Regions from separate parts of the Homo sapiens genome. Here all the other regions are linked to region 1. The links are chromatin loops, found by intact Hi-C in ENCODE. Cell type or tissue: HepG2. All regions are shown on one strand. Each heading gives the region's core, and the rest is flanking DNA. Links, peaks and the distances in the headings are about the cores only. Region 1 holds the start of DSG1-AS1 (DSG1 antisense RNA 1). Region 2 has its middle 37 kb from the start of SLC25A52. Region 3 overlaps DSC3 (desmocollin 3). Region 4 overlaps DSG2 (desmoglein 2).

What was found. Hi-C counts contacts between places; a loop is a spot of excess contacts. Peaks named below come from ENCODE experiments on the same cell type or tissue, not always from the same donor. Only the 100,000 strongest peaks of a DNase experiment are listed, where the experiment ranks them.
Region 2: a loop joins it to region 1, with 17 times the contacts of the local background. A loop is called at or near these places in 7 of 110 quality-filtered maps.
Region 3: a loop joins it to region 1, with 2.9 times the contacts of the local background. A loop is called at or near these places in 4 of 110 quality-filtered maps.
Region 4: a loop joins it to region 1, with 11 times the contacts of the local background. A loop is called at or near these places in 22 of 110 quality-filtered maps.

What each region holds. Positions count from the first base shown.
Region 1 is chr18:31,421,488-31,429,225 of GRCh38, forward strand. DSG1-AS1 (DSG1 antisense RNA 1) reads right to left here and starts at 5,501. Exons shown (of 4, transcript NR_110788.1): 1 at 5,346-5,501. In HepG2, for the core only: a CTCF peak has its summit at 3,108; no DNase peak of the experiment used is centred there.
Region 2 is chr18:31,719,947-31,727,661 of GRCh38, forward strand. It overlaps a transcript of B4GALT6 not described here, the pseudogene LRRC37A7P and the pseudogene LOC390846. Among named protein-coding and RNA genes, the nearest start is that of SLC25A52, 37 kb to the right of the region's middle. RefSeq lists enhancers at 3,977-5,176, 4,406-4,505, 4,472-4,971. In HepG2, for the core only: a CTCF peak has its summit at 2,600 (motif pointing left); a DNase peak (open chromatin) is centred at 2,605; H3K27me3 peaks cover 352 bases.
Region 3 is chr18:30,993,905-31,001,243 of GRCh38, forward strand. DSC3 (desmocollin 3) reads right to left here. Exons shown (of 16, transcript NM_001941.5): 15 at 2,887-3,144; 16 at 1-468. The coding sequence ends at 271. Among named protein-coding and RNA genes, the nearest start is that of DSC3, 45 kb to the right of the region's middle. RefSeq lists an enhancer at 3,282-3,856. In HepG2, for the core only: a CTCF peak has its summit at 5,461; no DNase peak of the experiment used is centred there.
Region 4 is chr18:31,503,009-31,510,746 of GRCh38, forward strand. All of the region lies in intron 1 of DSG2 (desmoglein 2), which reads left to right. Among named protein-coding and RNA genes, the nearest start is that of DSG2, 8.7 kb to the left of the region's middle. In HepG2, for the core only: a CTCF peak has its summit at 3,547 (motif pointing left); a DNase peak (open chromatin) is centred at 3,533.

The DNA of each region.
Region 1 (7,738 bases), core at 1,225-6,224:
TAACTTTGATATCTTCAAAACTCCAGCATTAATTTGTAACTTTGCCTGTTCCATTATGACATTTACACAGGATAAATGATTTAGAAGAATGTTAAAACTTCTGGAAATTTGCTGATCATTGACAGAGGCCGTTGATAATAAGATTGCTTTCATTATAGCCTTTAGTTGATTAATAGTTTTTCTTTTCTTTTGAAGTTATTTCTTATGTATAAATTCGGTAACAAAAAAAATTATATGACAGGCAGCAAAATAGAGCTCTCAATATTAAGAACCAGATGAAAGTTATTTATTTTAATCATATTTTCCAAAGCAACATAAAAGCCAAATAAATGAATCCTAAACTTTAAACTTACATGTCACATGGAAAAATCCCACTTGCAGAAAGCCAACTTAATATCAGTAAATATGAAATAATTTTCAACTTTATCATAAATTTTGAAATATGTGAATGATTGCTGCAATATTTTAAACATAGACTAAATATCAAATACAGATCATGAAAATTAATTTGCAAAGACAATTTCTTTAAATTCTATTTTAGCTTACTTGAAATAACAGTAGGCTGAAGAAACCCAGTTGATAATGAGAAGGAATTACTGGCAGCAATTTTGCCAATGCTTTTATGGATTAAGAAAGCAAATAAATAAAAAAGATTGTGAGATGTCTTATCATTTTTGAAAATAATAAGGTAAAAATCAATAAAACTATTCAAACAATTATATACATTATTTTATATAAATTATATACATCCATTTATATATTTATATATAAATTTTCATAAATAAAATTATATAAATCCATTTTACAGATAACTATGTGTATTGTCTGGTTACTGAAGTGTTGGCATGCAGGTAGCATGTGCTAGCACAAAGTGTTTGTTCACTAGCTGAACTGTGCATAAGAAAGGTAGTGTCAGGGTGCCAATATATAAAGTAGATAAAGTGAGTTAAATGAAAGGGGAACAAATGAAAATTGAAGACTACCTGTATTTACTGTTGTTGGCATAAAAGATTGACCCTAAGCATCAAGAAAACTTTTCTTAAAAAGCGGACCACAAAATATAAATTAAAACCACAATAAGACAGCATCTCACTCCAGTCAGAATGGCTTTTGTTAAAAAGTCAAAAAATAGCAGATGTTGGGAAGGCTGCATAGAAAAGTGGACACTGATACACTGTTTGTGGGAATGTAAATTCCTCCAGCTACTGTGGAGAGTAGTTAGGAGATTTGTCAAAAAACTAAGAATTGAACTACCATTCCACCCAGCAATCCCATTACTGAGTATATACCCAAAGGAAAATAAATTGCTCTACCAAAAGGACACATGCACCCATATATTCATCATAGCACTATTCACAATAGCAAAAACATGGAATCAACCCATGTGCCCATCAGTGATGGACTGGATAAAGGGAATGTGGTACATATACACCATGGAATACTATGCAGCCATAAAAAGGAAGAAAATCATGTCCTTTGCAGCAAGGTGGATGCAGCTGGAGTGATTACCCTAAGGGAACTAATGCAAAAACAGAAATCCAAGTACCGCATGTTCTCAGTTATAAGTGGGAGCTAAACATTGGGTTCCCATGGACATAAAGATGGGAAAAATAGACATAGGGCTTACTAGAGTGGAGGTGGGTGTGGGACAAGGACTGAAAAACTACCTATCTGGTACTGTGCTCACTACCTGGGTGACAGTCATATCCTAAACCTCAGCATCACGTAATATACCTTTGTAACAAACCTGCACATGTACTCCCTGATTCTAAAATACAACTTTTAAAAAAATGAAAAAAAAAGAGAGAGGGAAACAAAAAAGGACCATACTTTCGTTAGAAATTCACAGAGCTAAGGTTTTCTGAGACTGATAAGATTACCGAGTTAAAAGTAAGAGAGAGGCTGAATGTGTGTTTGATAGGGAGGCAGCAAGTTTGTGTGGTGAGTGATGGTGAGGTGTTGGCACAAAAGTCACCATGCATGCATGTGATCAGAATAAATATTGATTGACTAGGAAGTCTTGTTAAATACACATTATGTATTTAACAAGGAGGCACTGACTGGGTGATGACTTTGATATCAGTGTGGCATGAGCCACCATATGTAGAGAACATGAAACTAGATAGGAATTATTAAAAAAAAAAAAAAGAGTAAAAAACAAGTATTTACTAGTATGTGTCTAGCACTAGGCTAATTGTTTCTCAAAATTTTTCTTATTTAATGCATCTTATGATCTTTCTTTTATAGTTGAAGAAAATTGAAAAGAAAAACTATAAGGAAATCACCGTGAACCAATTCCAGTGCTCATTCATTTATTCATTAAATGTTTTTTGAGCATTTTCATTATTTGCATATGAGCTAAGGGCTAGGTATAGAAACGTGAATTAGGGTCCTTACCATCAAGGACCTCAGTCAGATTCAGGAAGAAGTAAAGGGTTGAAATACAGTATGAGATACAGTTATACAAGGGGGTATGAATGAGTGTTAAGGGAGAAGAGAAGAGGGGCCTAGCATTAATGAGCTGGGAAAGGCTTCCCATAAGAAATGAACTTTGAGCCAAGCCTGGAAGGAACCACAGGAAACAGCCAGATGAAGAAATGAGAAGAGCATTCCAGGCCAATAGGATGGAATTGGAGACAAGGAGAGAAACAGGGAAGATGGAGAAAGACTGGCTCCTCTGACAGCTGGAAGCAGCTGGTAACGCTGAAGAATAAAGGCAGATCATCACAAGACAGGAAGGAGTCAGAAACCTGGAAATCAATGACATGTTAAGGAATTTCCATTTTAATCTGAAAGTTAAATCTGAAAGAGAACCATTGAATATGCCTAAAGGAGAACAGTGAATTTGAAATCGCTCGTGAAGTTTGCCTTGGCATGCATAGGAGGAGAATGAAGCAGTTGATGAGAAGACCAGCAAGGAGTTGTTTCAATGAACCAAGGCAGTGAAGAAATAACATGCGTTCCATCTACACATCTTAACCCTTGGGATAACTGAATAATTAGCTGCCCACATCACAAAATCGTAGTATAATTGTGCATTTCACATCATCAGCAAATGGTGGTAACGAGTGATGCCGGCTATATCCCAAAGGTGGCGCTGTAACCTAAAAGCACGGAGCCCAGGAAATGCCCTGCAAACTCTAAGGGTCTCTCTGTAGGACTATGTGCTGAAGGAGCTGACTCAGACATAGTCCTCCACCTCAAGAAAAATATGCCTTCTACATTTATAAGGAATAGAAATAAAATGAAAAGAAAAACTCAGTGTTAAGATGTCAAGGTTTTTTTTTTTTTTTTGCTCTTAGTGCAGGATGATTATTTTCCCAGTATAAAATTAACATGTGCTCATTGTAGAAAATTTAGAAAATGTAAAAATATAAAAGAAAATGAAAATAATTTCCCATTACCCAGAGACAACAACTAACACCATGATAATTCTCCTCGACTAATGCTAACACAGCTCTACCCTTCAACTGATAGGTAAGGCCTAGAAACCCAAATCTGTGACTGAAATTTAGTCTTTCTCTAATACCCATATTCATTGCATACATTATTTTTTTAGTTGAGATTATCCTATATAAAAGCCTGTACCTGCATTTTACGCTTAATATTCTTCATAAAATAATTAAAGAGATATTTCATCCCATGAAATGACACTGAGGTTTCCTCTACTCCTTTAATATTATAAGTGATTGTGTGATTAATATCTTTGTGCATAGAGCTTAACATGCACTTTACATTATTTCCATTAGAATTGAAGTTTTGGGGTCAATGACTATGCACATGTTTTAAAATCTGTATATTACAACACACTGTTAACAAGACAGTCCTTGATGTTAGTGAAGACACCTTATACACCAAAGTACAATAATCATAGCTATAAATTTTTTTATATCTCTGGAGTTCTAGTTTTCCTCCCAGTTCTGAGTCTGTGAGTCCAATAGATATCATTATGAAACTTACATTTGTTTATAAGGATGCCAGCATTATAAAGGCATATTTAAATAGATAACCTCTGCTATCAGGGGTTAGGTTGTGCCAGTTGTTTTTGATGGCCATAAAACTTACTTGGTTTTTGGACTGAAGACAATATAGGCTTTGCTATCTACAATGTGTCCAGCCCCTATCTATATATAGTATAGTCCTAGAACCAAAGTTATAGGACATAATTTTCTAAGAAAGAACCATATTACATCTAACAATTTGAACACTGAAGAACTCTCTCCTCCAAGAAAATAGGCATGAGAAGGCCTGAACCACAATGCCACAACAGAATCTCCCAGGTATTACCTGTGGGCTGATTGATAGAACTCGGAAGACAGCTATCAATAAGTATCCTTAGATTTAAATACACGTTTTAGAGGAAAAAAATATTCCCAGCTTAGTCCTTCAGTGCAAATGAGAACAAGAAAAAAAGAAAAATATATATATTCCCAGCAAAGAGGACATGATCTGACATGATAATGGTGGATCTTATCCTGAGATGGCACTTATTACTTATCTTCATTCCTAATTTCAAACAACTGAAGATTTTTACACTGTCCAGAATACATTACACTATGACTAATCTTTCACAATTTGTGGATTTCATGTACTAGCCTGCTCCTTGTTATTTTCTATTTCCATAGTTTCTATTTCCACCCCTCTCTTTGCCTCCCTTAATTTAGGGAATGTATATGCTCTGCCTCACCTGCACTGTGATGTTGGCAAGAAAGAAGGTACTGTGACAACTGACATTTTAACTCAGATAAAATGTCTTGTTTTATCCCTTGGACAGGATGGAAGACCTGGACATGTGAGGGAACATTCCGTTTATATAGTAATCACTTTCATAACAGTTACAAGCTGGATGCAAACTCCCCCAAACAAATGTCGCAAGCTAATAAGAGTCACTAACTTTTTCTGATGGCTGTTATCTATTCATACAGCAGCATAATCTTCACAGCATGATTAGAATCCTTTACCAAAGACTCAGAATGCCTCCACCAACTACTGAAATCTAGTAGTACTTGAGGACCAAGCCACAGAGCAAGCGCTAAAAAAAAAGTTAACTAGAACCTTACCACTTTTTCACGCACCCCAATTTCATAAAATGTATCAGTAAAAAAAAACAATTATCTAAAGAAAAAAAAAGTAAAGAAAAATTATTTATCACATAGGTAACTTGGTGTCAACTAGGTAACTGATCTATTTTAATTTAGGAAGTTAGTGTCTTCCTTCCTCAATTTTCAGATTTTCTGAGGGGAGGCTCAAAAGGCTCGAGAGGCTCTCTACAAGGAGAAAGCAAGCCAGAGAATCTGAAAAAGTGAGCAATTCGCTAGCAGAATAAGACAGAACAGTACACCTACCCTCTATTAACTCCAGCCTCTCCCAGTCTCTCTCCAAGGCATCAGCTCTTTTCTGCCCTGCATCACAGGCTACCTCCAAAAACAAAGTCCAGAGCATCAGTACGGCACTGGGCTTCCCCGATTCCTCCCTCCACACTCTTCTCTCCCCTAAAGGGCAAAAGGAGGGGATAAAGAGAAAAGACCACAGATAATCTCACTGGCTTGGGAATTATGGTTTCCGTGGAATAAAAAGGAGTGTTCTTTCTCTGAAGATGAGGGTGTGTTCATTTCACTGCATGTTTTGGCAAAGTACTTGTCAAGCATCCTTAGCTAAGACAGAAAAGCATGTAGCTTAACAAGAAAAAAGGCTGAGAAATGAAATCTGAAGTTGAAACCACTAAGCTCCATGACAGGCAGACAGATTAGCAGTGACTACTTGAAAGAGAAAACATCCATCAATTTGCCAACAAGAAAATCTGGTCAAAATAAGGAAATGCTTTCTCGTGAGTCCTGAAATTTGAAACAATTGGTGACTCTAAGGGTTGGGTGCGTGATTAATAGCAACCATACCTCCTGAATTTTCAGGGCAGGTTCATAATTATTATCACCACCCCTCTCAGGCTTAACTTAAAATCATCTACCTGTTGTCCTCTTATGTATACATTCTTGTTACATTAAATTGAGTTTTAGAAAATACAATCACCGTAATGGGCATTCATTAAATATTTGTCAATTTTGCATAACCAATCAGTCATGTATAATCCTTCACAGCATGAATCGAATTAGTTCCTTTCTTTCTATGCCTGTTGGCACACCCTGATCCAAAATTATACCATTATCTCATCTATCTCTATGTCTCTAGGTCAGACTGTGCTCAGTACATGTTAGGCACTAATACATGCCTATAAAATGAATATTTGTTGAGTTATCCTTCTTCAGTCACTTCTTAACACTTTTACCAAAATCATCTCTTCTATTAGCTGTAGATTATGGGAAAAAATCTATCTTTTAAAAAAAGAAATTATAAAGAGATATGTTTTTAACCTTTCAGGGGTAAAATATTAGATGCTTCAGCTTCTTGCAAACAAGGCTTGCAGCTTTGCATGACTGGATTGAGAATTCTATTCATATTTGGGTCCAATTCTTGCATAAGACACATAAAATCTGTTCTCATTTCTTTTCTTATTTATAAAATTAAAGAATTTGACCAAATCTGTGTTTTTCAAACTGTTAGTCACACCTCCAATGATGGGTCATAAAGTCAATTTAGTATGCCTATCTAGACATTTTTAATGAAATTAAATAAAATATTTAAAAATCAGAATACATCACACAAAGTAAGAGTAAGTATTGCCTTAAAAAATTTGTTTCGTTTCTGTACATGTGTCTGTGTATGTGTGTGTGTACTGGTTGGTGGCATAACTATGTTTTTGACCATGAGTTGTGGTTAAAAGAAATTTGAAAGCCACTAGACTAGTTCATTTTAAGTTTCCTCAGGCTCTCAAATGCTTGAATTCTATGAGTAAGTTGAGAGAGATATAGGAAGGGTTTTAGTGCTAGGAAGAGGGAAACTAGAGCAATAGACACAAGGCAGTATCCCCTGGAGCAGAAAAAATGCTGTGCATGTGAGAGATACCATCAGTACACTCCATATTATTCACATCACAGGAAGATAAGCACTGGGTAGGTCCTTTCTACAGAACACCTCTTCCGGAAAAGCACTGGGAAAATAAGAAAGTCATTAAATCCCTAGATTGCAAGAGAAGAATTTGTAAAAATGAGTACTCAATGATCCTCACCTACTCTAGGCCCATTGTAATCGTTACTAAGGAGAGGCAGTTTATCTACATAGAAAGAAGGCTGTGGTTGTAGGTGCATTATATTTCTTCATTCATTTAAATGAAGCCTAGAAAACCCCACTTTTGACTGTCTTTGCTTTGATCTTCAACTTTTGAAATATAAAACTAGACCGCATCTTGTAGATGTTGATACATGTGCCCCTTATCTACTAGCACTTTGTCCTCAACACTGGCAGGCCATGCAAGGGTAGACCAGTCCCTTATCCCTCTGGACTTCATGGTCATCACCTTCAAAAAGTGAGTTTCTTGGGCAACATAATCTCTGGGTGTTAAATTGCCCAGTTGTCACCTATTCCTATTTAGCAAGATAATCCCTGTTGGATAAAATATCTTTCCTAAATGAGAGGGACCTGAGGATTCCAGGCATTTTGTTCAAGAAGAAATCAGTCCTAAAGGATCCTCTTTGTGAGTAAAGCCACAGGTATGCAATACCCAGAATGTTTTGTAGTCAATTGAGAAAACTGGACAAAGCCCCTTGGACAGCAATGAACAATTGTTCCCTGAGGGACAACTTTTCTAAAAGGAACTCCAGAATTCTTTGGGATTTTGTGTTAA
Region 2 (7,715 bases), core at 1-5,000, 300 kb after region 1:
ACTCTTGGAGCCAGAGGCTGCATGACTCCTAAACTGTAATTTCTAAACTTGTAGCTAATTTGTCAGTCCTGCAAAGGCAGACTGGTCCCCAGGCAAGAAGGGGGTCTTTTCAGAAAAGGGCTGTTATTAATTTTGTTTTAAAGTCAAACCATGAACTGAATTTCTTCTTAAAGTTAGTTTGGCCTATGCCCAGGAATGAACAAGGACAGCTTAAAGGTTAGAAGCAAGATGGAGTTGCTTAGGTCTAATTTCTTTCACTGTCATAATTTCTTCAGTTGTAATTTTGCAAAGGTGGTTTCAATAAGAAGAAAGACAGGTGGATGAACCTGAAATACCGCTCCTAGTCCCTCACTTCTGAGCAGAGTGTGCTGTGGATCCAGACACTGGTGTGTTCCCTGGGAAGGGGCAAAGAGGTGCTGAGATTACCAGCAGGCTCCCTGAGGCCTGGGCTGGAGAGATGTCAAGGACTGCAAAATTGTGGGCAAATGGCAGGACTTCAGCTATGGGTGCCATCGTGATATCCAACACCACAAGGTACAACTAATCAGTAGCGCTTCAAAGGACACCAGACCTGGAGCAGGAACCAGGGAGTTCCCAAAAGGACTGACGCCCACCCATGTGGAGTAGAGGTCCCTCAATTCCCTGTCCCCAAGAGGCCCCTTGAACGGGGGAAAGAAATTTGAAGATGGAACATTGACCTGAATGAGACTGTGTGGATTGAAATGGAATGAAATAATGTGAATTGGCACGTGTGTCACCCTGCTCACCTTGGCATGTGTGTCACCCTGCTCACCACCCGTGCCATAGGGTCCTCATGACCAGAGTTAGGCCTGTCAAGCTAAATAACAAACAGAAAGAGACCCTTCAAAGATAATAAGCTTATTTGGGTGTGCACAGAAGATTTGCAAATCTGGGATATGCAGGCTTTGGAGACCGTAGGCACATCCAAAGTGGCTGAGGCAGGGGGAAGTGTTTAAAGGCAAAAGGGAGAAGTATACATCATTTGTTTTCAAACAGAGAATGTTGGTTACAGGGGATCATCACAGGAGTTGACACTGGTTCATTCGTGGAGACAGTGTGTCAGGCAAGTGTTCTTGTGCATTCTGCTTGCTGTCCTTGTGACTCATGTAGCAAGCTGCACTTTAGGAAGTTCTTGGCAGAAGTTCTTGTTACAGGCGTATGTGCATGAGAGTCCTTCAGAAAGTCTTTGTAACAGCGTATGTCCACCGGGGCCTGTCGGGGGGTGGGGGGCTGGGTGGGGGATAGCATTAGGAGAAATACCTAATATAAATGACGAGTTGATGGGTGAAGCAAGCCAACATGGCACATGTATACCTATGCATCAAACCTGCACGTTGTGCACATGTACCCTAGAACTTAAAGTATAAAAAAAAACCAACAAAAGTGGATGTCAGCAACTTCATGTTAAACATCTGTGTTACATTTCCATAGTAGAATGCCTAACATATACATTATAAACCATCATGAATCAAAACTGTAAAAAATAAAAACTTACAAAAAAAATAATGTGTGTCAACTTGACTAGGCAAGGGTGTGCAGTTGTCTGGTTAAACACTAGTCTAGGCATTGCCATGAAGATATTTTGTAGATGTGGTTAACATCTTTAAGCAGTTGACGCTAAGTAAAGCAGGCTACCCTTGATAATGTCGATAGGTCTTATCCAATCAGTTAAAGGTCTTAAGAACAAAGACGAAGGTTTCCCAGAGTAGAAGGAATTTACCTCCAGGCTGAAACATAGGTGTCTTTCCTGAGTTCCAGCCTGCTAGCCTGCCCTACAAATTTCAGACTCAAGACTACAACAATAACTCTTGCCTGAGTTTCTAACTTGGCATCCTGCCTTACAGATTTCAGATTTATCATCCCTCACAATTGTGTAAGCCAATTCTCTTTCTTTCTCTCTCTCTCTCTCTCTCTGTGTGTGTATGTGTGTGTGTGTGTATGTGTGTATGTGGGTTCTGTTTCTCTGGAGAGCCCTGATTGATACACTTGGCAGTATCTATCAAGTTGCAAACTCACATACCCTTCGAACTAGGAATTCTACACTAGGAATTCCACCCTCAGATGTACTCATGCATAAGTGAAATTATGCATACACAAGATTCTGTAGTACTGAAGAAATAATTAAATGCCCTTTACTGAAGTATTTAAAAATTATGGTATACACATAGCTAGAATAATTTGCAACCATAAACAAAAAAAAGCTTCCTGTATTCTTTTATAGAATCTCATCCAAGATAATATTAAGTGAAACCAAGATACAGAATTGAGTATATGGATACTACCATTCATATAGAAGGAGGAAGGAGCAAGGGTATTGTATACACAACACACACACACATACACACGTATTCTCTGGAAGAATACATAAGGAATTGGTAATATTGGGTAATATTGATTCTGGAGAATAAGAATATATTTTTGTAACTTTAGAGCTTGGTACCATATATCATGAAAACAAATCAATTGTGAGTGGAATTAAAAGGCACACCACATAACATTTATAAGGAAAGGATGCAGAATCCTGGGTGGCTGCTCACATTACAATGAGTCTTCCTCAGTAGTGCTCTCAGGTTTGTGATTGTTCTGCCCCCTAGAGGCGGCTTTGAGAAGTGCTTGAGATGAACGTCTCTGTGACTCCCTCATCAGCAGGCTCAGCTTAGCCTAGGAGCACAGGCCTGAAGTGGGTGCTCACAGGATGGTTTTCCTCTGCCTACTTGCCTTCATTTCATCTGGCAACAGTGGTTCCGGTAATGTTGGCAGTCAGTGGCTATCACGGTGGGAAGAATCAGAACTTGAATAAACCACAGCGCTACTATGATCCCGTTCTTAGTGGCAGAATCACACACAATAAAAGAGAATTTGAGGTCTTCAATCACTAATGAAATACCAAGACCTCTTTATTACTCAATTTGGGTCAAAAAATATCAGCTAGAAAAGGAAGTTGGGAATGATTATTCACGTTTATGAGTGTAGCCTCTGACATATAAATGAATTACATACTAATCATGAGGTTGGATTTTAAATCTTGGCATACTCAAAATGTACAGAAAAGACATGTTTTCACTGCAGGCTGCAGCTGAATAATGAAATATGAAAACTACATTTTTGAACTATTTAATTTTTTGAAATTTAAACATATAATTTAGCAATATAGCATACATATTTCCACCATCACACAATGTTAATGTTTTTCTTATTGGCTTCTAATTTCTTTTTTAATTATTGTTTTATAATAGATCCCTTTTATTGAAAGCTCACTGTTTGCAAAGCAGTCTACATTCATTATCCCATGAAATCCTCAAACAACCCTAAAAGGTAGGTGTCAGTACCACCGCACTTTGTGATTGTACCAGACAATCAGTAATAAGATAGGTAAGAATGGCTATGGGGGAAGTCAGCTGGGTTCTAGTTATAGTCGCATTTCAGAAAATTATTTAACATGCTGACTTTAACAACCTAAGCGTCTTCTCCCTGTGTGCACACAGGGTAGACCTCTGAAGAGTGGCGCTGTAGCTTCTAGGGTAAAGGCTGTGTTAAGTCAAGGCAGGATGACAGTTCAGCTTCCTCCCAGGCTAGTGCAAAGAGCTATTCACTAGGATTAAAGGCCTTCTCTCTCCCAGACTGAATTGCTCACCCCCCAAAACCCCTCCTACAGAAAATTTGGAGTCCTCGTTTATTCCCCGGCAGCCCCTGCCTAATAGGGTGGTGAATTAATTACCAAACATGCAACAAAGGATATCAAAGGTTTGGCGAAAATGGCAACATTTTGGAATAAATGACCGTAATGTGTGCTCTGCCTGCCACCCTAACTGGCGCACATTTTGCAGGTCAGTTGCTTTCCCTATGGCCAAGAGGAGGAAAAGCATCTCTCGGATTTCAGCTTGGAGGAGGAAGAGTTCAGGCTGCCAGAACTGGACTGGCACTTCTGAATATCCCGAGGCAAGGTCCCATAACTTCCTTGGGAAGCTCTGCCGCACCTCCAACCCACCCCACCCCACCCCACCCCACCAGGCTGCTGGAGTCTTGGGACCGCAGACCCCGCGGCCCAAATTCTTCCTCGCAGAGGGGAGGGGAGGGGTGTTCCGGCCGGGCAGGGCGGAAGGGAGGTTTGGGCTGGATTGTGGGATAAGATTGCCCTGGTGACGCGGAGCGGATCTGGACCCGAGCCTAATAAAGGCTGCGTAAATAAAGGTGTAGTTAATAAAGGACGGGATGGGGCGCGCGGTTGCCAGGGGCGCCAGCGTCTCGGGGCTGCCCTAATGGCTCCTGCTCAGTGCGCGGCGCCAGCGCTTGTCTTGTCCCGGCTGCGTCTCTGGGCCCCACGGGCCCCTCCTCACATGGCAACTATTGTGGCTACTAGTCCAGGCGGCTTAGCCTCTGGAGTGGGTCCAGGACCCGCTCCAGCTGACCTCTGACTCCCTGGGGCCAACTTAGCCCTGGTCTTCCCGCTCCTCCGATCTCCCACGCGAATCGCCGCCATGAGCTAACTCCCCACCCCCGGGCAGACCCGGGAGAGCTTTGATTACCTGGGGTCTTCTGCTTCCTCCCAGACGTCAGCTCCGCTTCAGGAATCGACTGAGACTTTGGCTCAGAGTTTGGTTCCATTCTTGGACACGGATTCAGCTGGAGAGCTGCCCCGGGGCCAGAGCAGTTCGCTGCTGCACACTGGGATCTGAATGACAAGCTGACTCGGCACAGAAGTCTCCCAGAGGTGGTTGCAATGCTAGACTGGGATCAGAACCAGGCCCTAGCTCGGCCTCTTTGCCTCAAAAGTAAGTTTCTAACTGTAGATCTAGATCAGGCTGCAGATCATCAGGCATATGAAATACTTGTTCCACCTCTAGATAGAAATCAAAAGCAAGGAACTTTACTGTTTCGCCCAAGAACCGGAAGAAAGATCTAGCTCAGCATCAAAGGCTTGCCAAGGTTGTTGTTGGAACTCCATACCGATTTGTATCAAAACCTCAGCGTCAGAAACAAACTCTGCAGAATGGGTATTTAGATTCAAGTATGGATATACTGTATCTGGGCAGCCTGCCTCCAGAACTCCAGGTGAGCTCAGATGAGCCTCCAGGGCCTCCTGAGCAAGCTGGACTTTCTCAGTTCCATCTAGAGCCTGAAACTCAAAATCCAGAAACCACTGAAGAGATCCAGTCCTCTACTCCAGCAAGAAGCTGCAGCGCAGCTTCCACAGCTCCCTGAGGTGGTAGAACTTTCTTCAACCAAAGCTGGAGGCCCCAGCTCTGCCTTCACAGTCCCTTGAGGGGGTCCACTCTTCAACAGAGCAGAAGGCTCCAGCACAGCAGCTACCTGCCTTTGAAGAGATCCTAGCCCCACTATTGATACATCATGAGGTAAATGTTCCATTGAAAAGTTGGAGTGAAGTTCAGCACTCACACTTGCCCAGTGTCACAATCAAACCTGTGGACGTGGAGCTTACGGTAACTCCAGAGCCAGGTAAGAAACTTACAACAAGCCAGGAACAGGCCCCAGCTCAGCCTCCAGAACACTCCAAAGAGGTGGGCTCTTCCTCAACCCAATTATAGCCCCCAGCTCAGACTCCAGACCCCCCTAAGGAGGTAGAACCTTCTCCAGTCCAGCAGAGTTCCCAGATGAGCCACCAGAGCCCCCTAAGGAGGTTGAACCATCTGCAACCCAGCAGGAAGCCTCAGGTCATCCTCCGAAGTCCACTGAAGAGGTCAGTCCTCCACTGCAGCAGGAGATACCAGCTCAGCCATCAGAGCCACCTGAGAAGGTCAAACCATCTCCAGTCATAAAGCAGCCCCCAACTCAGCTTTTAGAGCCACATTCAAAGTAATTAACTGGTATTATCTGTCCAAGAGATTGGATGGATAGGAAGTTAAACTTCTGGGAGATGCCTCATTATTTGTACCAGTGGCTCCACATTATTTCTTGATTAATTGTGCAGACTGAGAAGCTGACAGCTAGTTTTTCCAATTCAAGAGTCATCATGGGGATGTTCTCAATTGTTGTTAGTGGGACTTGTGTTGTTTCCATGTCGAGATATTGTAATGCCGGTAATTTAAACAGATAATAATCTCCAATAGTTGTCAGAGGATTGTGATTGAGAATTGTTAGTGGTGAAGGTTCGAGATAGAAGCTCTTCTTGCTGTCCCTCCTGCTGCTCCCTTGCATAGCACCAGTGCTGGAAGTTTCTGAGAGCAGTCTGCAGGTGCTGAACATCATACTTAAACTGGTCAACCCGAAGTTTGGCATTCTGCCTTTTATTAGGGGGCTCCTTGCTGGACAAAATCTCCCGATGTTCTAGATGGCTGAATATCTGGTCTGTGCTTGCTTGGATTTCACCTTCTACTAAGTGCACAGACTGCTTGTCTGCCGTCTCCAGGTGTCCCATGTGAGAATGTATCTCATGGACCTGCTTGTGCGTTTGCTGGTTCAGGGGCTCCATGTCACCGGCCCAGCTGGCCCCAACTCCAGCTCTGGCTTCCTTGGAATATGTCCTCGCAGCCCTGCTTCTAATTTATTTTTTTTAATTAAGATGCATTGGTTTTTTGCTGATCAAAAATTCTGACATATGGCCGGGCGTGGTGGCTCACGCCTGTAATCCCAGCACTTTGGGAGGCCGAGATGGGCGGATCACGAGGTCAGGAGATTGAGACCATCCTGGCTAACACGGTGAAACCCCATCTCTACTAAAAATACAAAAAATCAGCCGGGCATGTTGGCGGGCGTCTGTAGTCCCAGCTACTCGGGAGGCTGAGGCAGGAGAATGGCGTGAACCCGGGAGGCGGAGGTTGCAGTGAGCGAGATCGCACCACTGCACTCCAGCCTGGGCGACAGAGCGAGACTCCGTCTCAAAAAAAAAAAAAAAAAAAATTCTGACATATTACTGACAATTTCAAAAACAGGAAAAGTCTGACAGTATTAGTAGGGTTGACTAAAACAATATGAAATTGACTAAAATAAGTGGACTGTTTTGCAATTAAAAAATTTTAAGTCAATGCAAATATTTATAACTTTTAAGTCTCCTCTAAAAGATAACCAAAGAGCTTATTTAATCCTGTTTTAAATGATGTTAAATTCTTTGCAGATTATTACATAGGATATATTTTAGTAATGATTTAAAGGAGGAAGAAGCAGCCTATTTTATGTTCATTGTAAGTGTTTCTAATAATCATCATTGAATGGTATTAAGTAGCCAGGAGCAGAGATATTGGGGTTATGGTGCTCTGTAAATCAAGTTAATGACATGCCCTTTGATTTTCCAGAACATAAACTCTCATTGCTAATACCCTTCCCTCTGACCATTGTTGTTCATCAAAGTTCTTTCCTAGATGTTGTGTCCTCTACAAACTGTCAGTGATGGTTGTTGCATTCCCCTGGTTCAGTGGTCACTTGCATGCTGGTGACACTGGACTCCAGGCTTGCTGGAGCTTCCAATATGGGTATCCCTGGGAGTATCAAACTCAATGTGTCTCTGCACTCCAGCCTCGGCTACAGGCTGGAATTTTGTCTCTAAAAAACAGAACAAAACAACAAACTCCATGTGTCTAAAAGTGAAATCACTGTCATTCCCCCAAAATTGTTCCTTCATTCACTATCACCCACTTAGTCAACCAGGCACTGGGTTCTATGCTATTCTCCTTCCTTGCCTTCATGTCAAATTCTTCAATCCTGTCCAATTTTTCTACCTAAAATGTCAAATTATCCTG
Region 3 (7,339 bases), core at 2,336-7,335, 430 kb before region 1:
AAATATCCGTAAAAAAAAAAAAGAGCAGATGCTTTAGAGACCTTAATTCCAGTGCTGGAGTTTGAGATTTACCAGTTGTCTGTTTTAACATTTTTCACTTTTTGGAAAAGATAAGCAACAACTTGCTTTAAAAATATAAATTGGTGAGTAGCATAATTCAAAATTGAGAAAAAAATCATCATATACATACATGTTGAAATTGAACTTTACAATATTATTTTTGGAAACCTCCAGAATGTCTGACAAAGACCTAATTGTAGCACTGTGACATTATCTCTTTGTGCATGCTTCTGCTAATGTAATAAATTTGGGTTCCAAATTATTTAAAAAGTCAAGGCCATCTTCTTCCTGCTTTTCACTGCAGCAGCCCACAGAACCAGCTGGAGATCCTCTTCCCTCATAGTTATAAGTGAGGACATAATCTTGGGATGGCATGCGGTCTTCATTCTGATTACATCGATGCAATTTCTGTAAAATTTTTTAAAAAATGAATTGCATTATAGTTTTAAACAACTTAAATATATGAACATAAAATTTATTTTTATTTACCTTTTATGTTTAATTTTTAACCAGTGTGTCCTCTAATGGATTCCTACACACAGAAAATGCAAATGATTGGTCTATATCACAACCATACCATAAAGTCAGTATAGTTTACATTTCTAGTGCTCCATATAAATAAAAAATTATGTATACAAGTTTTATATTTAAGTACATTCAAGTTGTCATTAAATGCTTATCCCTAAATTTTATACACAGAGGTCAGTCTAGTCTAAAAAATAGAGACAATAGTCATACTGGTTAGGAGTTTGAGATAGGATGTCAAACAGCCTTGGTTGTGAGTCAAAGCTCTGGCTTTACCAACTAGCTATATGACTTTGGGCAAGTGACCAAATATCCTTTAGTCTCAGTGACCACCTAACAAGATTATTTTAGAAATTAATGACAAAATAATGACGCATAATACACTTATTATGCCCAGCACATATTAAAGGTACAATACATGTTAACTTGAATCACTATTATATGCAGTTATAAACTAGGTAGGATTTACCACATTAACTTCAGAAGCAAGTTTCCAAGATACTCAAACATGGCAAAATATATACATGCATCGAAAAGTTCAATGAAATTAAAAAGAATGAACATGACCCATATTGCAAAAACTGGGCTTTTATAATGAAGACGCCATGCATTCAGCCACATCTACCCTCTCTGCCACTGGCCTGTCTGCCAACTCGTCAACTGCCATGTCTCCTCCCTTTCCTCACCTGTGTGCCCACTCCTTGCCTATGTGGAGTTCATTGGCATGGCTTACGTTCTTTCTTCATGACATTGTTAGCCTTACCTCCCATTACCTGGTGTGCAACTGAGGAACCCTCCTAAGACTATGTCTTAAGCTTCACTCCATCTCAACCTGATATTACATAAATACTGACTGTCTAGAAGTAGAAAAAGAATTAACACTTGAATTTGACCCTCCAAAATGCTATGGATACATAACCTACAGCCCTATACCAGAGTATCACCCATTTGCATTCCATTCAAGGATTAAAGGTCTACTGTTTGTCCTGCAATGGCACTGGTATCCTCTGATAAAAGAGGTAAAAATTTAGTCCAGAAGAGTGTCTAATCCAGTGGCTTTCTACCTAGCTGCACATTTGAATCATCTCGGAAATGTAAAACAAAAACAAAACAAACAAAAAACCCCAAATTCATTAAATTAGAATCTTTTAGAGTAGAACACAGCCATTAGTTATGTTTTAAAAGCTTCATAGAGGATTTTGCCAAGCCAAGTGGCTCATGCGTATAATCCCGGCACTTTGGGAGGCCAAGGTGGGTGGATCACTTGAGCCTGGGAATTGGAGACCAACCTGGGCAACATGGCAAAACACCTTCTCCACAAAAAATACAAAATTTATCCAGGTGTGGTGGTGTATACCTGTAGTCCAAGCTACTCAGGAGGCTGACATAGAAGGATCACCTGAGCCCAGGAGGTCAAGGCTGCAGTGAGTGGAGATTGCACCACTGAACTCCAGCCTCAGCGACAGAGCAAGACCCTGCCTTAAAAAAAAAAAAAAAAAAAAAAAAAAAAGAAAAGAAAGAAAAAAGCTTCTGCTTCATAGGTGATTTTGGTATGAACAGAGAATTCCTTATTTTAATTCCTTCTTTCTTTCATATTCTTGCTTTCCTTAAAATAAAAGCACTTTACATTCGCATGGTGCTTTGTATATTTAAAATATGTCCTGCAATGGTGACTATAGTTAATAATAGTATATGTTATATTTCAAAATTGCAAAGAAAGTACATTTCAAATGTTCTCACCACAAAAAATAAGTATTTGAGGTGATGCATATGTTAAGTGTGATTTAATCATTCTACATTGCAGACATAAATCATAATATCACTTTGTGCCCCATAAACATATACAATTAAATTTTGTCAATTTGCAATAAGATAAAAATATATATAAATCATGCTATTTAATCTTTATCCTAAAACTGCATACAAATGTTGGTGTTTTCACAGAGAAATACAGATTTCATTTGAAAAGTTTGTAATTGTGAGGAACTAGAATTACTTTCACGATCTTCTATATCAAAAGGGTTCATGAGGTAAATACACAACTAAAAATGAGACGTTAGTGAAGAATATTAAAAACATCCTATATTTATGGGATTTTATAAATTAAATGAAATATGAAAAATGAAATAAAATCTCTTTTAAATTAAATAATGTAACAAAATCAAAGAGCACGGGAAAATGAACAGAGCAAGCAAGAGAGAGCCCACAGAAAAATACAGAAAATATATGTTAATTTGAATTGTCTATTTTTCTCCATTCGGAGGTTTAAATTTTAGACTCAAAACACCTAAGGAAACTCACTTCACCGAGACGGGGTTGAGTAAAACTGTGCCACTCCGAGTAAGTGTATCTGCAGTTGTCCACCTCCGTGTGTCCTCCCCTGCAGGAGTCCAGGGTATGATGATGCCCAGCCCCCCGGCAGGATTCCAAGGTCTGGTTTCCTCCTTTCATCATTTCAATGGTTTCCTGCCCTCCATTTTTCATTCCTGATCCCATAGTACCACAAAAACCTTGGCTAGAGTTGTTGGTAGTTTGGGTCATAAATCCATTGGCAGAGCACTGAAATAATAAAATGAAATAATTCATGTTGAGAGGAAATGGATTCTAAGTTGTCATGAGAAGGCAAAGGAGAGAGAATATTTGTTCAACCTTTTATTCATTCATTCATTCATTCATTCAACAGACATTTATCAGTTTCTAATTATGTGCCCAGATACTGTCTTCATTCATTTTGTGCTGCTATAACAGAATACCTGAGACTGGTTAATTTTTAAAGAACAGAGATTTATTTCTTACAGTTATGAAGTCTGGGAAGTCCAAGATCAAGGAGTTCACATTTGGCGAGGGCCCATCCCATGGCAGAAGGTGGAAGGGCAAAAGAGCACGAGTGAGAGGGAGAGGGAGAGAGGGAGAGAGGAGCAACAGGGGGCTGAACTTGCTTTTACAATAAGCTTTCATGATAATAAACCCATTCTCATGATAAGGACAGTAATCCATTCATGAGAGCAGAGCCCTCATGACCTAATCACCTACTAAAGGTCTCACCTCTCAACACTGTTGCATTGGGGATTAAGTTTCCAACATATCAGCTTTTAGGGACAAATTTCACCATAGCAAATGCAAAAGCCTAGGGATATAAAGATAGACATAGTCTCTCGATGGCTCCAAGAAGATCTTATTCCAGGGAGAGAGAAAAACAAATACTTTGAGAATGTGATTACTCTACTATGTGGGTGAGCACAAAATGTTACAAGAGCACAGAAGTAGAGCATTAAAATTCAAATCCAAACAGGGTAGGTGGAATAGAACAGGTAACTGGAAAAACTCTGAGCTAAGAGACTAGGGACTAGTAGGAGTGGGACAAACAAGGCAACCACTGTAGAAGGGTCTGGAGGCAAAAGGCAAACAATGTCCTTCAGGGGTCCCCAACTTCAATCAGTTGAGAACAGCTACCACATAAGATTAGGGTTGGGGGGAGTTAGAAAGGTTATAAAAGGCCATAAGATATAAAGATCTATATGCTATGCTAAAAAAATAGACTTTATTATGAAGATCACAGGGACTGTGAAGAATTTTAACTCATTACAGAGAGAAACACATTTCAAAAATATCATTCTAGGCAATAATGTGGAAGACAAATAAGAAGACAAATTTAAGTTCATGGAGATCAGATGGGGGTCACTGCATCTGATCTGATCTGATATTCCAGGTAAAAATGATAAGGACCTAAGCCAAGGAGGAAGCAGTGATGACTGAAAGAAGTAGATGGACTCCACAGAGAGCCTACAAGTATCTAGATGGATGAGGCAATCAAGGACAGAGTTAGAAATTATTCTTTTGTGTTCCATGAAGGCAAACAGGTAGATGGTACAACTCACTGAAACAGGGAGGAAAGATGTGCTTATGGGCAAGAGGAGAGTGAGCAACTAAAGTTTGAACATGGTAAACATTAGAAACATGTGGGATGTCCAAGATGAATATATGAATATGCGGATTTGGAACTCAGATGAGAGATTTGAGCTGGAGATATAATTCTGGGAGACACTCCCAAATAGGTGATAGTTGAGGCCATGGGAATAGAGGACCTATCCAGAGAAAATTGTCAACCAAAATAAAAAAGGGCTAAGGATAGAACCACAAGAAAAATCACATTTTAAGGGGAGGGTAAGAGAAACACAGCTGTGACAGGCCAGATCTGAATAGCCACTGAGATAACAGAGAAAACCAAAGTGGCAGGACCCTGAAGCCATGAAGAGAGAATATGGTAAGGAGTGGGAGCAGCCAATGATGTTAACAACAACAACAGAAAAATCACAGCAAGGTAAGAATGGGTTCAATTAAAGTATAAGCGCCCATTGGATTTAAGTGAAAGAATAGCCATTGATGAGCTTTGCCAAAAGAATTTCCAGGGAGTGCTGGGTAAGCAGGAAGGAGTATTATAGAGAAATCAAATATAATTTTTTCTTTCCTAAAGTTCAGTTTGAAAGAAAAAGAGAGATGTGGAGGGAACTAGAGGATGACAAAGAGTCAAGGAAATGCTTTAAAATGAAAAAGTCTTCATTAAACATTAACTTAATACTGGAACTTCACTCCGACCCTCTGAGCCATAGGACAGAAGTTTAGTTACAGTGGTAACCTCGACATGTCAGTTTTCATTACAAACAGTTACATTACTTTCAGGACAAGAACCTCCATTACATTCAGGTTCCTTTGTGCCACCTTCCTATCAATTTAAATTTTTTTCTACTTAAAATGCAGTCTTTAACTAAATTGAAAGATTTTTCAAATACAGATGATTTATTGAACCTGAAATATATCTACAAAAGTCATACTTACTGTCGCATTGCCTTAGAAAAAAATACCAGAAAAAAAGAATTGAAAAGTAGCCATTTGGTGGCAGTGCTACCCTACATTTTTTTATTTAAGTTGCCATTACAATAAAATTCAATTACAAAAAAGGAAAAAAAAAAACCCTCCTAATTATTAAATCTTCTTGATGGTATAATTTCGTTGTAATAAACACAAGTTCAAAGATCATATTTCTAAGTGAATAAAAGAGGAATTTAAAATAAACTAAAAGCAATGCTGAGCCTACAGGGCTAGCTTTCATACTTTTATTCTCTGCTCCTTTCTGTCCTCCTCCATCCACATTTCCCAAAGTTCCTTCTCACAGGGTATCAACAACTCTTTATCCATGTCAATAATTTCTAGGTTTACTTTTCCAGTCCTGATTATTCACCCAACTCCTAATCCCATGTGCATGCCTTCAAGTGAAATTCAGATCCAAAGCTAAAATGATCACTTTTACTCATTGTATTAAAGCAAGTTTATAGATTCAAGATGAAATTTTATGTTTTTGTATAAATTAATAATTCCAAGCCCCTTTTAGAAGTGTTCCTAACACAGAACAGGTACATATTGTGAAATGGCCACTCAATATCATCAGCTCTAGCATTAAATGGCAAAGAACAGATATTAAGTAAAAGTCATCCATGCCGGTCTTAAAAATAAAATAAGAACTTACTATGAGTCAAGGACTGTCAAGGGATTAAACCTGCTTTCTCGCTGGAGAGATCATCACAGGTTTCTACATGTAGGCACGTCAAGCATAGATGGGCTATGATTTTGCATGGTGGTGTGGAGGAGTTGAAGAGAGAAATAGTGAATAAGAAAGGCATCTTCACCCCGAGACATAGAAAAGGCTGGATATGTAGTCGTTGTCCCTGGCTATAGCCTCTGCCACTTTGACTCTGCTTTTTACTTTGTTCCTTAAGTTCAGTCAGTCAACAAGCTTATCCTTTATACCTTTGAAATATTTCTTATTCATCCCTATCTTAATATAACAATTACCATCATCCTGGTAGAATTAACTCATGCTTAAACTAAGCTTTCATCTTCCCCAACCCTGATGTCTTCCTATTCTCACTGATCCCCCTACTGACTCAGCTTCACGCTGCTTGATTATACCTCTCTCCTGTAGAAAAGCCTTGGCTGGCTCTCCTTTACCATGAGAATAAATCCGAAATCCTTAGTGCAGCATTTAGAAGTCCTATCTCCCACTTGTTTCTTAATATTCTCTTCTCTAACACCGAACTTGTTTCAAGCCTCTTTTCCAACACATGATTTCTTCTATTCTAAATCAATTTATTTATTATTTGCTAAATAGCCCCTAAACTTTATCATCTCCTGTCTTGTAGGCTATGCTGTTTTCCTCTTCTTTAGCTATTCTCACCGTCTCTTCACTTTCAAACCCTTCTTATTCTTTAAGTTACCAAGTAAGCTGTACCTCTTGTCACCAGCCTTTCTGGTTGATCCAAACTACATGAGTACATTTAGGTATCATAGGTGTTTTTGAACTCTGACAGTGCTTTATCATATTGGTTTATTGTCATGTTCCTATTTTGCTTTTCCATAAAGTAGGATCTATTTCTCATAAATAAGTTGGCATCTTTTTGAGGTAAGAACATGCCTTGTAAGTACTTTTGTGTATATATATATATTTTGTGTACATATATATATACTTTGTGTGTATATATATATACTTTGTGTATATGTGTGTGTATATATATACTTTGTGTTTATATATACTTTGTGTGTGTGTATATATATATATATATATATATACTTTACACAAAACAAGAAGCATAAAAGCACCTCAGAAGTCCTAAGAAATATATAAGGAAAGAGAGTGGCAGTAATCTTCCAAACCCCTCTCCCTTTCTTTTAGATATATCTCATTGATATTTTCCTAGCT
Region 4 (7,738 bases), core at 861-5,860, 81 kb after region 1:
CTTGGTGATTAGAGTGAAGAAGCTGGAACAACAGAATTCCTACCGTGGTCGATAGTGAGATGAGAAATGTCCATAAGAAAAGAAACCAGACACATGACCCCTATTTAGTGAATCCCTGCTTGATGCTAGGCAATGTGCTAAACACTGGAGAACTATAAAAAAGCCAGACATGTTCTGCCCTCATGGTGCTTACAGTCTAATGAATGGTATAACAAGTAAATGGCTAACTTCCAAATGGGTAACGATAAGAAGAGTAATAATAGAGAAACGTAGTACCATGGAGCCTATAGAAGGAGCAACTATCTCAGCACTGGGTATCCCAGCTGGTATCTGAGAATAATTATAAATTAGTGAGATGATATGAAGAGAAATAGATTCTAGGTAGAGAGAAGAGCATCTAAAAGGCCTGAAAATGATAGTTCATGGTTCTGCAGAGGAACCTAAACATTCATTGTTGCTTGAACTTAGAAAGTGAGGCAGAAGAATGTATAGGAAGATAGGCCTTCAAGCCAACAGAAGCCCAGAAAAGCTACTTGCCAAGGAAGTGTTTTCAGGGAGGTATTCACATCACTAAGTAAATGAAAAGATGGGCTTTGGGTGAGATGGTCAGGAAAGAGTCAAGAAAGAAGAGATAGGATTTGAGTGATTAAGTATAATTGCGCCCAGTTAAAAAGAGAGGCAACAGGCATTGAGGACTTGGTAAGCTGAGATCAAAGCCAGGCAGAAAAGCCCAGAGACCATGGGGTACCTGGGAGGGAGAAGCAGCCTGACTGCCACAGGGAGATTGGTTTGGGAGCCAAAGGGGTGGGAAGGCATTTTGGTTGTCACAGTGCCTGAGGATGCCCCTGGTATTTAGTTCCCAAGGTCCAGGGATGCTAAGACTCTACATTCTGCAGAACCTTCAAGAATTGGGCACGTGTGAAGAATTTTTCTATCCAAAATGCTTATAGCACCCACATTGAGAAACAGTGATAGGCAAAGTAAGAGGTTCTAAGTAGGGATTTATTTTACTTGTCTGGACCCTCTTTTTGAAAGGCAAATATCTCTTGGGTTGATTACGCCTTGATACATTCGTCCACTCAACAAATATTGAGCACCTACTCTGTGCCAAGCACTGTTCCAGGTCTCACCTCGAAATCACACCTGACTGTGGATTATTTTCATCAGTCAAGGAGTTTCCATCTGGCTGACTGGGGAATGTTTTGGATGGAGATGAGAGGAGATGAGACCGTTCAGATTTCCCTCGGTCTAAAACACCTCCATCCCACCACTCTTTCAAGCCCCCTACAATGCAAACAAAAACATTAAACAATGTTTGATACCCACTGCCTCAATTTAATGATCCAGTCTCCTTAGACCCCAAAAGTGCTAATTGAGAAACTGGGCAAGGGTCCTAGCTCAGTCATCATCTTCTTTTAAAACCATTAATCATATCATTTCTTGTTTCAGTTATCGCCTTCCTTTGCTTTCTCAGTATTCTGGGGTTCCTTTCACTTACAGGAACCTGCAGTGCTTCTCACCCCTTTTTATCTGGCCTAGCACGATGGGCAGACGGCAGAGGGGGGGACACAGTACATATATTACTAGGAGACATCAAGTAGGGGTGGGAGACAATGGCAGTGGCCAAGAGGGTGCTGCCCTTAGGACAGTGTGCATGTGGATGTTGAGAATGTCCCCAGTGGCCAGGCAATCCATGCTCGTCATTGAGCCGCACTGCCCTGCTCTCTGTTATGTAGCATCTCTCCGCCCTACTCAGATACTTTCCCCAGGACCTAAGCTTAACATGTCTACAATCTGTCTTCTGGAAATTGCATCTTTCTAGCCACTCAGACTGAAAACGTTGGCACCCTCTGACTCCTTCCCTATTATCCCCACACAGGGCATTGCCAAGGATTTTTGTCCCCATAAAGACTCCTACTTCTACCTGTCTATCTCATTGCCATTCCCCTGATACTGTTCCTCATTCCATCTCCCTGACTTAGTAATTTAATCTCTGAACTGTCTCCTGCCTTTTATCTTGCACAGTACTGCCAAAAAATCTTCAGAATCACTAGCGACATAGTCTCCCTAATCAGAAGCTGGCAACGACTCTCCACTCCTTATAAGATCAGTGAAGAGCCTCAGCTCAACGCTTTGTCCTTATTTTCTACTTGCCACCATCGTATAGTTCTAGGTGCCAAACTGCACTACTTCTCATTTTTTGTCCAAATATCTCCATGTTCTGGCACATGGAGTCCCTCATCTGTGCGTTTTCCTTCCTCCTGTATGCACAGAAACAGATTATCTTCCATTTCCAAGGCCAAGCCCATTGCTATCTCCTTGCTAAACCTCTCCTGATTTCCCCGCAAGGAAGTAATCTTGCCTTTTCTGAGTTCCCCAGAACTATTTTTATAGCCGTCAGTTATACAATTAAGGTTTCCTACCTCATAGTAGTTTGATCCTCCTATTAAACTGTAAGCTTCTTCAGAGCAAGATCTTTGTATCTTTTATCTATAAACTAGCTAAATGCCTTGGGCACGGACGTATTCTTTAAAAATGTGAGTTAAAGTATCTTTCTGTGTTTAGAAAAGCTGGAATAATGATATGGATTTCATGTGTTTAAGAGAATTATTTAATGCCCAGATAGGTTAAGTAGTAATTTTTTTTTCTTTTTTTTTTTTTTTCTTTTTTTTGAGATGGAGTCTCTCTCTTTCACCAGGCTGGAGTGCAGTGGTGCAGTCTCGGCTCACTGCAGCTTCCGCCTCCCAGGTTCCAGCGATTCTCCTGCCTCAACCTCCCGAGTAGCTGGGACTACAGGTGCACGCCACCACGCCCATCTAATTTTTGTATTTTTAGTAGAGACAGAGTTTCACCATGTTGGCCAGAATGGTCTTGGTCTCTTGACCTGGCCCGCCTCAGCCTCCCAAAGTGCTGGGATTACAGGCGTGAGCCACCGCACCTGGCCGAGTAGTAAATTTTTGTTTAAATTTTATGCATTTAGCAGTCACAAATTGGGCGTCTACTATATGACCAACAGTCTTCTAAGGACATGTGAACTGCCCCCTGCAATCCTGGAGCTTACAGTGGAGAAAGGAGTATAAGGACAAGAACTTGACATTTTTTGAATATCCGCTGTGTGCCAGTCACTGGATTTAATGAAAGTTAATAATGGGTGAAACTGAATCAAACCCAGGTTCACCTGGCACCAAATGCCTGTCTGTCAACCCAGAGGCATCATCGTGAATTCCCCTTACAGCAGTTTGCTACAGTGAGTCATCAATAAGGTCCGAACTTCTGGAACTAGATAATTAATTTCACTGCAAATTAGAATCATTCTAGAAAGGAAAAAAACAAGAAATGTAAATTAAGATTTACCTCATTTCAGAGATATAATCCTGCAAAACTGTACATATAACTTTCTAAAGCCCTTGATTTTCACTCTTTTCAATTTTGCTGATCCACTTATTTGAGACCAATGAAACGCCTGCTTCCCACTTTAGACCTTGGAATTGCCTGTCGGTTAATTTCTGGTAGTTCCTGCAGTTTGCCTTACTGACAGGCCAGTGCCATCTAATGGTAAAAAAGGACAGTCTGAAGCTCTTGGTTTTCTTAAACTGCCCAGTGAAAAGAAATCATTTTCTTCATTTTACTTTTCAGTTCAGGAATATATTGCAGCAAAAGAGTGGAGACAACCTATAATTTTTGTTTATCAAATTTTGTGAAGTCTGTTATACAGCTTTATTTATATTTTGCCTAATTCCAAAAGCATTTGTGGCCATTACAGAAAACACCTACCAATAAAAGAGTAAAATATTTTTTACATGTCTAGTCATTTAATAAATGCTATTTTGAATTGAAATTGTATTTTAGTTAGTTTGCTTGTTTGAGCAATCCAACGACTTCAAGGAAAAGAAAAAGTATCGTTTTGCTTTTTTGTTTTTTCTTTTTTTTTAATTATACTTTAAGTTCTGGGGTACATGTGCAGAACGTGCAGGTTTGTTACATAGGTTTACACATGCCATTGTGGTTTGCTGCACCCATCAACTCGTCATCTGTATTAGGTATTTCTCCTAGTACTATCCCTCCCCTACCCCCACAGCCTCAACAGGCCGCAGTGTGTGACGTTCCCCTCCCTGTGTCCATGTGTTCTCGTTGTTCAACTCCCCACTTATAAGTGAGAACATGTGGTGTTTGGTTTTCTGTTCTTGTGTTAGTTTGCTGAGAATGATGGTTTCCAGCTTCATCCATGTCCCTGCAAAGGACATGAGCTCATCCTTTTTTATGGCTGCATAGTATTCCATGGTGTATATGTACCACATTTTCTTTATCCAGTCTATCATTGATGGGCATTTGGGTTGGTTCCAAGTTTTTGCTGTTGTGAATAGTGCCTCAATAAACATATGTGTGCATGTGTCTTTATAGTAGAATGATTTATAATCTTATGGGTATATACCCAGTAATGGGATTGCTGAGTCAAATGGTATTTCTGGTTCTAGATCCTTGATGAATCGCCACACTGTCTTCCACAATGGTTGAACTAATTTACAGTCCCACCAACAGTGTAAAAGCATTCCTATTTCTCCATATCCTCTCCAGCATCTGTTGTTTCCTGGCTTTTTAATGATCGCCATTCTAACTGGTGTGAGATGGTATCTCATTGTGGTTTTGATTTGCATTCCCCTAATGACCAGTGATGATGAGCTTTTTTTCATGTTTGTTGGCTGCATAAATGTCTTCTTTTGAGAAGTGTCTGTTCATATCCTTCACCCACCTTTTGATAGGGCTGAGTGTTTTTTTCTTGTAAATTTGTTTAAGTTCCTTGTAGATTCTGGATATTAGCCCTTTGTCAGATGGATAGATTGCAAAAATTTTCTCCCATTCTGTAGGTTGCCTGTTCACTCTGATGATGGTTTCTTTTGCTGTGCAGAAGCTCTTTAGTTTAATTAGATCCCATTTGTCAATTTTGGCTTTTGTTGCCATTGCTTTAGGTGTTTTAGTCATGAAGTCTTTGCCAATGCCTATATCCTGAATGGTATTGCCTAGGTTTTCTTCTAGGATTTTTATGGTTTTAGGTCTTACATTTAAGTCTTTAATCCATCATGAGTTAATTTTTGTATAAAGTGTAAGGAAGGGGTCCAGTTTCAGTTTTCTGCATGTGGCTAGCCAGTTTTCCCAACACCATAAAATGGTATTTTTTGAGTGACAAATGCTTAGGACCAGTAAAAGTTAAACTAGAAGAAGAGGTATAAACCAGGGGAAAACACTACCTAAAGTGTTTTCCTACAGTTCAATTGTAGTTGATGAATACTTGTAAAATGAAAAATCTTTTTGTGATGGGGAGAATTCACAGTTACTGAACTGCCTGATTTATTTTATTTTATTTTATTTTATTTTATTTTATTTTATTTTATTTTATTTATTCTTGAGATAGAGTCTCATTCCGTCACCCAGGCTGGAGTGCAGTGGCGCCATCTCGGCTCACTGCAACCTCCGCCTCCTGGGTTCAAGTGATTCTTGTGCCTCAGCCTCCCTAGTAGCTGGGATTACAGGCATGCACCACCACACCTGGCTAATTTTTGTATTTTTAGTAGAGATGGAGTTTCACCATGTTGGCCAGGTTAGTCTTGAACTCCTGACCACAGGTGATCTGCCTACCTCTGCCTCCCAAAGTGCTGGGATTACAGGTGTGAGCTTACAGGCGTGAGCCACTGAGCCCGGCCTGAATTGCCTGATTTAGAACACATCTTTTCACACATCTGTCTGTAACTAGGGGCTCATTATCCAGTTTATGAATTATCCAGGCTCTCCTCTTCTTCCCTTTCCTATGCTACCATGTGATTTTACACAGTGGTTTCCAAAAGTGTGGTCCCACTTTTGGGGCCAAGCAGCATCAGCATCCCCAGGAAACTTGTTAGATACAAATTCTTGGACCCCATCCAGACCTACTGAGTCAGACACTCTAAGGCGGGACTCAGTAATCTGTGTTTTATCAAGGTGATTCTAATGCCACTCAAGCTTGAAAACCACTGTTAACATCCCAATTAGAAAATAAAAATAACTGGAGTAGAAAAGAAGATTAAATATTAAAAAGCCCTATGTCAAGGGAAAAAATAGGAACTGTCCATGAATATACAAAACTTTACTTGAAATAAGAATTCACAGCATGAATGAACAAGTCAAGTGTAGCAAAGCATTGCTAAATGCATATTTTAAAATTCTATGAGTTAATAAAAAGCTTTCAAAGAAACTGTCTTCCTCTTTGTAACTAACTTCAATATGACTCACCTAAAATCATATTTGTTACATTCAGATTAGCCCAAACATCCGAAGAACAGGTGAAAGATTTTGGTAAGTCATGTACTTTATTACTGTCAGACTTAAAATATTTATTATTATCTAAAGTTCAAATTCAGAGTTCAAAAATTAAAAGTTCAAAATATTGCTCTTTTTTTTTAAATTAGCAATTGTGAAAAATATAATTACATATTTAAATCAGCTGTTGAGTGAGACTGCTATAGGAGTATATAAATGTCTAGATCATCTGTAAGTTGGACTTTTAAGTTGGAATTTTCTAAATAAGTTATGCTGGTTAGCCGTAAAATAAATGTTATAAAAACTGTCTTTTCTTCCTCCTGTCCCCAAAATAAGATTAAGAAGAGAAAAGTGCAGTAGGTGAATTCCAACATAAATCTGACCCACGTCAGATTTATCAGAGCAGATCACCAAACTCACTGGTCCACCCTGACTGCACTGGGTCACTTGAACTCTTCTGAACATGTACATTTCTATGACTGTAGACTACAGAGCCTTCTTTGTGGCTATGGACGCTACTACAGACCAGACCACCAGCTCTGCCAATACAAATAGAAAAGTCAGGATGTGTGACCAGAGGAAATAAACAAGTGGCATCCACTCCCTTTATTTTATCTCATTTTATTTCTTTCAGATTATTTCAGCCAAAGTTGAAAGCTCTTTAAGAATGGATTGGGGATAAACCAGGGATCCTCTGGGCAGTTTTTGATTTGACCTTCTATACAATAAAAGGGAGAAACAAAAGAATTATAAAACATTCTGCTGGTTGGAAGGTTGAGTAACCAAGGAAAGAAAATAACACAGATGTTAGATGATGGGCCTGAGGTGGGCATGAATTTAAAGAACCACTGGCAAGTGCCACGTCCTCTGTGTTTGAGTTCTAAAGATAGTCCGTTGAGCACACTGCTTACCTTCTAGTAATTTCTCGCTGAATGGACATTAGAAGCCATTATAGTGACTGAAAGTTGAAATAATGTTTTAAACTAATTTGTATTTCTCTACATCCATTTTTAATAAGGTATCTCTTAGTCTGATCTATTAAAGTTTAAGGGATCACCTCACCATAAAACCACTGAACACTTCAAGATTCTCTACTTTAAAGGAAAGACTTCTGACAGAGAACCTGTCAGCCAGGAGGAGCTGTCATCCAGTGACTCATGAGTCCTTCTGGATTCTTGTTTAAACTCATCAAGGTGACTTCAGAACAGAAAGTCTTTTCTAAAAGTGCTGACCTTGAAAACAAAGAGTACATTGATTGATGGTGTTTGGTATTCCCTCATGCCTCTGCAGGAAAAAAAAAAAAATCTTTTGCCAGATACCAGGAAGTCCAGTTTTTATAAGATGTGCAGGATCCAATGGTAGAAAAATTTTTTACATGTTTTTCAAAGCAGCAAAACTAGTTAATAAAATACTTTTTTTAGAGTTTAGCAAATTAGAAAAGCTTTTG